Regions from separate parts of the Homo sapiens genome. Here region 1 is linked to region 2. A link is a contact called in ENCODE Hi-C data. All regions are on one chromosome and are shown on one strand. The core of a region is the stretch at or near the end of the contact, and the rest is flanking DNA. Distances in the headings are between cores, read along the strand shown. Region 1 overlaps LOC105376595 (a long non-coding RNA gene). Region 2 overlaps LINC02718 (long intergenic non-protein coding RNA 2718).

The links. A loop is a pair of places that touch in the nucleus more often than their neighbours do. Pooled maps may share reads with other maps.
Region 1: a map of endothelial cell of umbilical vein shows a loop between it and region 2 (2.4-fold over the local background). The contact joins two enhancer-like sites. A Hi-C loop is called at or near these places in 4 of 168 maps with a recorded cell type or tissue (PC-3, chondrocyte, endothelial cell of umbilical vein and 1 more) and 4 of 50 pooled maps.

Annotation. Positions count from the first base shown.
Region 1 is chr11:24,311,159-24,315,440 of GRCh38, forward strand. LOC105376595 (a long non-coding RNA gene) reads right to left here. Exons shown (of 4, transcript XR_931131.1): 3 at 2,620-2,647. Among named protein-coding and RNA genes, the nearest start is that of LINC02686, 46 kb to the left of the region's middle. Within about 2 kb of position 1,478, at least 3 of the 41 ENCODE cell types and tissues checked have a DNase peak (open chromatin) inside an H3K27ac peak, as active enhancers do.
Region 2 is chr11:23,111,722-23,116,462 of GRCh38, forward strand. All of the region lies in intron 4 of LINC02718 (long intergenic non-protein coding RNA 2718), which reads left to right. Among named protein-coding and RNA genes, the nearest start is that of CCDC179, 250 kb to the left of the region's middle. Within about 2 kb of position 1,415, at least 3 of the 41 ENCODE cell types and tissues checked have a DNase peak (open chromatin) inside an H3K27ac peak, as active enhancers do.

The sequences.
Region 1 (4,282 bases), core at 228-2,727, 1.2 Mb after region 2:
TTATTCCCCATGTGTCAAGGGAAGGACCAGGAGGGAGGTCGTTGGATCATGGGGGCAGATTCCCCCATGCTGTTCTGGTGATAGTGAGGGAGAGCTCAGGAGATCTGATGGTTTTAAAAGTCGCAGTTTCCCCTGCACTGTCTGTCTCTCCTGGCCCCTTGTGAAGAAGTTGTTTGCCTCCCCTTCATCTTCTGCCATGATTGTAAGTTTCCTGAGGCCTCTGCAGCCATGTGGAACTGTGATTCATTTATAATTCAATAATAGAATTCAATAATAGAACTGAGTTCTATTATTACTTCCTGGCATGTGTGCAAATTTCTCCACAGTCAGACTGTTACTAAGGAAAGAAACCTAGATTTAATCAGCTGTATTTAATCATAAATCAGGAACATAAATTATGATATTATGTTCTTAATTTACTGTTCAAAACTTGCATTTCTTCACAACTGAGATTCTTGCTAAAGAAAAATAACACTAAATTTATAAAATAAATTAATGCAATCAATTTTTCATATAGCAAGATGCTTCTTAAGTCTCTACACCTTGGTTAAGAGAGTAGAAACTAATCTATCTTTTAACTCAAATTTTAAATTAAAGTGGCTTGGAGTCTATTTTCTTCCTCTGCCATTTTTTTTCATCAATTGATTACTATTTAAGCCTTGTCCTAGCTCTGTTGCCACTTTCCTTTAATTAGTTGGCATATACTATGTGACAGGTATTATAAAGATATGTTCTTATTTTATTTTTATTTAATGTTCATGCAATTTTGAAAGTGTGTTATAAATCCCCATTTTTAGATGTAGGAGAAAACTGAAGCTCAGAAAATGCTAAGTGCACTTTATGCAAATTAATAAGTAATGGATCTATAATTCAAATTTGTATTTCTAAAGGTCCTAGATTCCCCCACGGGATTGTGCCACAGTTGAAAATATCATGTTATTAATAACCATTTGCTATTCAAACTCTGCCATACTAAAATCTTCTTCATATCACAGCCAATAATTTGCATACTCAGCAGAGAACAGTGGCTATTAATTAATCACATGTTATTCTGCCATGTATTGTACAGTACGTTGTATGTGCTCACTCCAGAATAAATGCTCTTTTTAAAGAAATTCTGGAGAAGAGATAATTGTCACAAAGGTGCATAAGAATTTATGTCCTTAATGACAACTAAGGAAAATAAACTCTGTCAGATTATCTATACTCAGAATCAATTCCATCCCCTTTAGTTTTCTCCATTCTATCACAGGGTCTGGAAGTCTAAGAACTATATTTTTCAAAATCTCTCTGCAGCGGAGTTTCAAGTTAGAGTGCACCAATGATAGGCGGTTTCACAAGGAAATGTGGGAGGCAGAAGTATTTCCTTTAGCAACAGCAGGCAGCCATGGGCTCTATCAGGGATGTGATTGTGTACCAGCTGCTGGGCCTTCCATGTGAATTTCACTTTCTGAGTGTTTCAGATCACTGTGAACATTGTGGACAGCCTCCTGACCTATAACAGAAGCAACTTCCTGATTATATTACCAAGTCTGAGCTAGTAGTGAGATAACTTGATCACTCCTCCAGCATTTTCAGTTGTTTTGCAAGTAGCTCATTTCCTGTGTGAAATCTCTCATAGTTTAAACATTCTAGAGAGGCTTTTGTTTTCCTGATTGTACTCTGACTGATATAGGAGGACAAGAATAGTGGCAAAATATAATGTGTTAGTTTCCACTTATAAGAAGCTTCAAGTCTAGAGAAAGAAAGGTTTAACAATATTTTTATTTATTCAGTGGGCATTATCAACTGAGAAATACTTCCCTCATGCATTCTGAGGTGGGACTTAACCTCTCTCCACACTAGACAAAATTATATAAATGTAACACCACCCCCCATGACTTCATACCAGGACCACAAAACCTAACTACTTTCTAGACTCTCCATCAACTCCTCAATAGTTCTGTCCTCCAAGAGGTGGCAATTGTACTTTTCTTTGAATTTATGTCACTTCTATAACGGTTACATTGAAAAAAAGAAGAAAAAAATCATGTTTTAACATCACTATCTCCTGCCATTTTCCTTCTCATACTTGCTTCCTTATTTTCAATTATTTACCAACACTTGCCCAGCTCATATGGTAAAACATACATTCGAGGAGTAGGATACAATTAACTAAGGCCTTATCAAATTATTTATATAACGTCTCAATAAAAGACATTTGTGCCAGGATAGACAAAGTGAAGAACTGTCGCATTTCCCACCAAATCTTCAAAAAGTCATTTTCAAATAATAGAACATGATATATTAATTTCATTGAAGTAAATATTTTTCTTCTAGCTATTTCTTAAGTGAGACAGGACTTTTGATGGTACTAATAGGCAGTTCCCGGGTTTCAATATTTACTTAAAGCACTTGTTATCTGCTATTATATTCTTAGTTGTTACTATTATTATCTTTATTCTAAGGGATGTGTTTTCAACCCATTTCTAACAAAGGTTATTCTGATTCATTTTTAACTTTGAAAGAGCTTTTATAAAATAATATGCTTTGTGTAGGAAGATCCAATTCAGTAGATCCTTTTCTCTCTTTAATATGATGCACTTAATGTTGTGAAGCTTTCTATGATTTTCTCCTTACCTTTTGGGGGTAAAAACCAGGTCTGGAACTGGAAAAAATGTAGACATCTAATTACTTCTATATACTTCAAAGGAACAAGTAAGTTTACTTCTAAAAGAGCTGATAAAAGTTGTTCTGGCAAATAAGTTCTGACAGTTAATGGAACTAATTTACAAGTAAAGAGATGTGAGAAATAAATTGTTCCATGGGTATAGGAACTTTAAAATATTGGAGTCATGGAGGTGAACATCTAAAATTGCTCTATCTTCATATTAGAAAATAGCAATTTAGAAAATATCATTTATTTAAAGCTTAAGAAAAACATGTTCTATTCACAGCATAAGGCCGATGGGGATGGGGAAACACCATAATCTATTAGACTCTCCTTTATATGTCCAAGTACCTAGATAACTAGAATTCATTTAATCATATAAGCCCAAAATATAAATACCATCCTAGACATAAGGAAATCAGTGAATATGTCTGACTTGGGAATTTATTCATTGATCACATCTATTATCTTCTTGAAATACTTTTTTTAGTGGGGTTATGGGGTTATGAAAATGATAAGTAGTATTAAATAACCAAAAATGTATATTAAGGCAAGAGCCACACTTCGAGATGTAAGCCTATCTAGAAATTATGAATTGAACCAAAATATATTTTGTTTCCTTCTATTTCTCTATATCCATTAAGACTGAGATTTCCAATGATTAGAACAGAGATGTTGATGATTCTAAAAAATATACTGTGAAATTATTTTTGAAAACAATTAAGTTACTATTGGGAAATAAAATCTCATTTAAGAAATATAGAGAAGTTCCATGTTCTGTTCCCAGGATAACACAATATTAAAGGACTTCTGAAAATGGGCTAAGACTGTGTAGCAATTTTGAAAGGTAATTTACTTCTTAGATTCCTTAGGGTTTTTGTTTTGTTTTGTTTTTTTGTTTTTTTTTGTTTGTTTTTTTTGAGACAAAGTCTTGCTCTGTTGCCTAGGCTAGAGTGCAGTGGCACGATCTTGGCTCACTGCAATCTCCACCTCCTGTGTTCAAGTGATTATCCTGACCTACCGAGTAGCTACCTACTGGAGTAGCTGGGATTACTTGAGTAGCTTGGAGTCACCTACCGAGTAGCTGGCACTACAGGCGCCCACCACTATGCCTGGATAATTTTTGTAATTTTAGTAGAGATGGGATTGGGCCACGTTGACCAGGCTGGTCTTGGACTGCTGACCTCAGGTGATCCACCCCCTTCATCCTCCCATTGTGCTGGGATTACAGGGTGAGCCACAGCACTCAGCCAAGTATTTGTTAATAGGATACTTTTATCCAGTGTACGCAAAAAATTTCCAAAGGAAACCTGTCTATCCACAATTGGACATACTTATCTGAAATTAATTTGATCTGATCCTCCCAAAATGATAGTATATAATATGAGAACAAAGAGCATAAACTTGAATTTCAAAAAATATTAATGTTTTTGAAAAATGAAATATTTTTAATTTTAAACACATTTTAAAGTATTCATTATTGTTATTATTGTATTTAAGTAAGTATAGATTAGTTGATCAATCTGTATTTTCTAAATTGTGCAAATTTATATTTAACACCCTCCCAAAACACTTTGTTTCAATGCATTTTATTTTTAATAGCATTTATGACACTGCTTAACATACAGATAT
Region 2 (4,741 bases), core at 165-2,664:
ACACAACCTCCCTTCCCTCCCTCTCTCTCCCACATGGATCAAATATGCATTGATTGCTTCCTGTGGCTCCCTTCTCATTTACACTCACAGGCAGTGCCCTAATAAATCTCTTGCACGTGTAATGATGTCCTGGTATCTGCCTCTCAGAGGACCCAGAATAACAACAGATTCTAAAATTGCTTTAAAAATATCTTTCAACCTTGTCTTTGGTAATATTTCTGGAAAAGTTTCATCTTGCTTTTTCTTCTTGTAATAAATTGTGAGGTAAAATCACCTTAGTGTTTGAAAACCTCAAAAATAAAACTTGGTACAATAATTCCTTTGATGTACTACACATATCAGTATGTTCTGCTTTTCTGGGCTAGAGCTGAACTAGTACTTCTTTTTACTGATTGGGGAAACCAATATCAGAAACCAACAAACACCTTAAAAAGTGTATGTAAGAACTGTAATTCTTTTTTAAAGTTGTGATGGATCCATTTCAATATCACATGGCTTCCCATATATACGGAGAAAACATACATATTGGAAACCTTGGCATGTACATATTTCTAAAAAATATAAAAATATTCCCTGAGAACTGCGTGAGTTCATTTAGATCACTGAATTAAGGGCTGAGTTTAAAACATTGTTTCAGATGTTAGAAATACACATCACTCCCTAAAAGCATCTAGGTGCCCAGCGTGTTTGTTCCTGCTTTGCAGATATTTACCGTACTTTAACAGAGTTGAGGGTACTTTGCTTTAGTTGGGTCCCTCAGGAGAAACCACTTGAACAAAAATCAGAGTGTTTTCGGCTTCTCAGCTTGACTCTGCCACAGCAGCATGTATGGTTTTTCACTAGCTGTTGATTCTCAATGCCTCCTTTTGGGCTTCTCCATTTCCCCTGCTTCATTTACACAGAAGGAGTAGAAGAGAAAGGACTCTAATAGCAAATGCCTGAGAAATTCTTGAGCGTTCTGTGTTCCCAGAGGAGCATGGTCCAGCTTTTACTCCAGTTTCCTCACATTTCTCTTTGAAAATTCTACAAAACACAACAAAAGATGTTTTAAATATTTCTACAGGACTAATACAAATAATAAAACAATCTATACCTTCAGGCAGAGAAAACCCACAAATTCACCCTATTCCCAATTAAAAAACAAAAAAAGTGCCTAAGTGGGAGGTAGGGGTAGGAGATCCTTCACAGCCCCAGCATTAGAGTGGAAGTCACAACTGTGGAGCAGATCAGTAGCGGATCAGAAGGACTGCCGTACCGAGAAGTGAAAGAAATACAGACACAGCATGAGCAGTGACAGAACTCAGAAACCCAAGCAAATAGAATGCACTGCAAGAGGGGAGAGCACCATTGTAAGGGACATGGATGTGCTTTGGTCAAGAATTAGGCCTAGGCAGACATCCAGGCCTGTGTGACTCAGCGGGGTTAGGGTGCAGGTGCATACTCCACTTGTTATATAACCTGTTTGTGTAAGCTCAAACTTGGCTCTGAGCCACTATTGTCTGCAGAAGGTGTAACTGCCCTGCTGACACTACGGGCTGTTAGGTATGGCTTGACATGGTGCTGGCACCCAGAGAAAGAGAGAGAGAGAGAACCAGAGCTGTCTGTCTTGCAGAAGGATATATAGGGGAGCCACAGCATGGCTCGTGCTGGTGCCCAGAAAGGGAAATAATTAAGCTGCTGACCCTGAAGGCAAGGGAGAGCCAAATGTGCAGCTGCAGGTGTGGGGTGGCAGGAGCCACAGAGCTGCAGCAGACAGCCCAGATAAAGGTGGACAGTGTTAGAGGGCCAGTGTGAGTAAGCCGCTGATGAGAAACGGCCCCCCTGGAGCGTTCTTTCAGCTATCCATCCACTCCCCTTGGACCTCAGCTAGGGCTAGACCCTAACCCTGGGTGTGGCATTTGGCATAATCGTGGACCTGGACCTAACAACCACGAGTGGAAAACTGCTATGGCGAAGTTTGAGAATGAAATGATCAGGACAGGAGAACTGGGAAAGCAAAAGGAAATGACAGGGAAATTTGGACTAAAGCACTAACTTTAATTAAATAAACTGCCGGAGACATAACAGAAGAGGGAGCCCTTGAGCTGAGAAACCCAGACAGCTTCTGTAAACTCTTCCTCTCCTGTGCTGGTAGCTGTCACTTCTCACCTGCCAGGTGAGATAGCTGGTCCAGGAGAAATTTACTAATAAGGAATGGAAGTAGAGGCAGAGTGGAGAGGGCAGGGATGAAAACAAAGAAATGAAACATCTTCGTATGCCTGTCTATATCATTTTGACCCAAAGATCCCATAAGTGTATTATGCATAAAACCAACATTTCTTGAAATTAAATACAAAGGGAAACAAAGTAAACCCAATCATACATCAATTTGTAAAGTAACTACACAAGGAATGGGACTTCACAGAATAGACTTCTTACTGTACATCCTTACTTAACAGCATTAAAAGCACAAAAACAAAACAACTAAAAAGAAGTATCAATTTTATGTAGTAATTAATAGTAGTATGATTCATAATTATTTTATTTTATTTTATTTATTTATTTTTTTGTGATAGGGTCTCACTCTGTTGTTGCCCAGGCTGGAGTGCAGTGGCGAGAACACGACTCACTGTAGCCTCGACCTTCCTAGCTCAGGTGATTATCCAACCTCAGCCTCCTGAGTAGCTGGTAATACAGGTGCACACCACCATGCACAAATGATTTTTGTATTTTTTGTAGAGACAGCGTTTTTTCACGTTAATCAGGCTAGTCTCAAGCTCCTGGGCTCAAGTGATCCATCCACTTCAGCCTCCCAAATTTCTGGGATTATAGGTATGAGCTACCATGCTGGCCATAAATGTTATGTTGAGACTATGTCCTTCATATATTGAGGGTTAACACAAGATCTTAAGGTCTGTGGAAGAAAAACAAAAGGGCACTTTATTTTCTAAAAAATAACAGTCTACAGATCAGGGAGATGTGTAGCCTCCAATGTAAAGGGAAAGCATGTTCTGGAGAAAAAGAGCAGGTCTGACTTAAATAAAGGAAGTTCATGACCCAACCCTCAAACAGGTCAGTTTATGCAAATGAAGAAATCAGGCCAAGTGCAGTGGCTGATGTCAGGTATCTCAGCACTTTAGGAGGCTGAGGCAGGAGAATTGCTTAAGGTCAGGAGTTTGAGAGCAGCCTGAGCAACATAGCAAGATCCCTCTCTGCAAAAAATAACAAAAATTAGCAGGGCATGTTAGTGTGCACCTGTGGTCCCAGCTACCCTGGAGGCTGAAGTGGGAGAATCATTGAGCTCAAGAGTTAGAGGTTATAGTGAGCTATGATCATGCCACTGCATTCCAGTCTGGAGGACAGAGTATATGCCCAGTCTGTTTAAAGAAAAAAATCAAATTTGGTCCTAATTGGGTAGTTTCCAAGCCCAAACTAGAAGTCTCTGTTGGATGACCCTTTTAGGCTACTGCTAGGAGAAGTTTTCCAACTACAGTGTCTCTATTTTAGCTCAGAAGTACAAACAGTATGTTAGGTAAGAATCGTATATTTTAATGCAGTTCATCTAAAAGCTATACATGTTCACCTTGTGCCCTTCTGCCAGATCTAGTCATTTCGAGCTATTCAACTGTGAATAGGATTGGGAAAAGTAATAGTCTGTGCTTCCAGGAAAAAGAGAAGAAAAGTATTGATGATTACTAATGTCTACTACACTGATATCAAAGTTTCCTATTAATAAAAATGTAGGTATAAGCATTTAATTGGGCACTCTTTGATGTATTTGGTAGGTTACATGATAAAATATGGGGGTGTGGTCCAGGCATAGATATATATTCTAAAGCTATCCAGGTGAGTATAATGTATAGCTATGTTTAAGAACCACAGAGAGTAAAGCCTGTTACAGTTTCTAACAAAGATAATTCAATATGCCCAAATTAAATCTGCAGACAAGTAATTTCATATGCTATTATTTAAAGTAATAAATTTAGAAAACTAATAATAAAACAAAAAAAGCAGAAATGTTAAATAATAATAATAATAAAATAATTTTATGTGTAGCAAGTATTTATGAATGAAAGAGCCAAATAAGCTTAGAAAGAGAGGAGAAACAAAAAAAAAACTATTTTAGACTAACAACACTCATTTTTTTTGTTTTCAAGGATCTTTTAAAATTCTTACAAAGGATTAAGAGTTTTGGTAAGCCTTCATTTATTTATATGGGTTATTTCTATCTATATTTACTACATTAGAAATAAAAACTGTTAAATATTAAAATGTGTATTTGCTAATTCATTTGAAAAGAATAGTAAACCAAGTACCTATTAACATAAGCAACATATTTTTATGAAAATTACTAAAATTTCCAAAACCAAAGAAAACATTAATGAGAAGAGTGACAATGTTTTACAGTTTTGCAAATACTTTCAGTGTCTGATTTTATAGGCTGGATTCTCATACCTTTTCCTGCATCCATCTTTTCAATATTACATACCCTTTCCATAGCTTCTGAAAAATGCCACCATACACTTGAAAGACTATGAGAGCAGAAAAGGACAAATAATATATTAGCATTACTTTGAAAATGCTTTTGGCATTATGAGTCTGCAGAAAATATTGCAGAAACCCCTAGGAGTCTCCAGACGATCCACTGAGAAATATCTGTGAGTTGTTGTACACATATTTCAGCTTCTGAGTTCAAATGATTATATCCTGCACCTAGCTGTGATAATGCTAGGAAATGGTAATATCAATATTATGTTCTTTA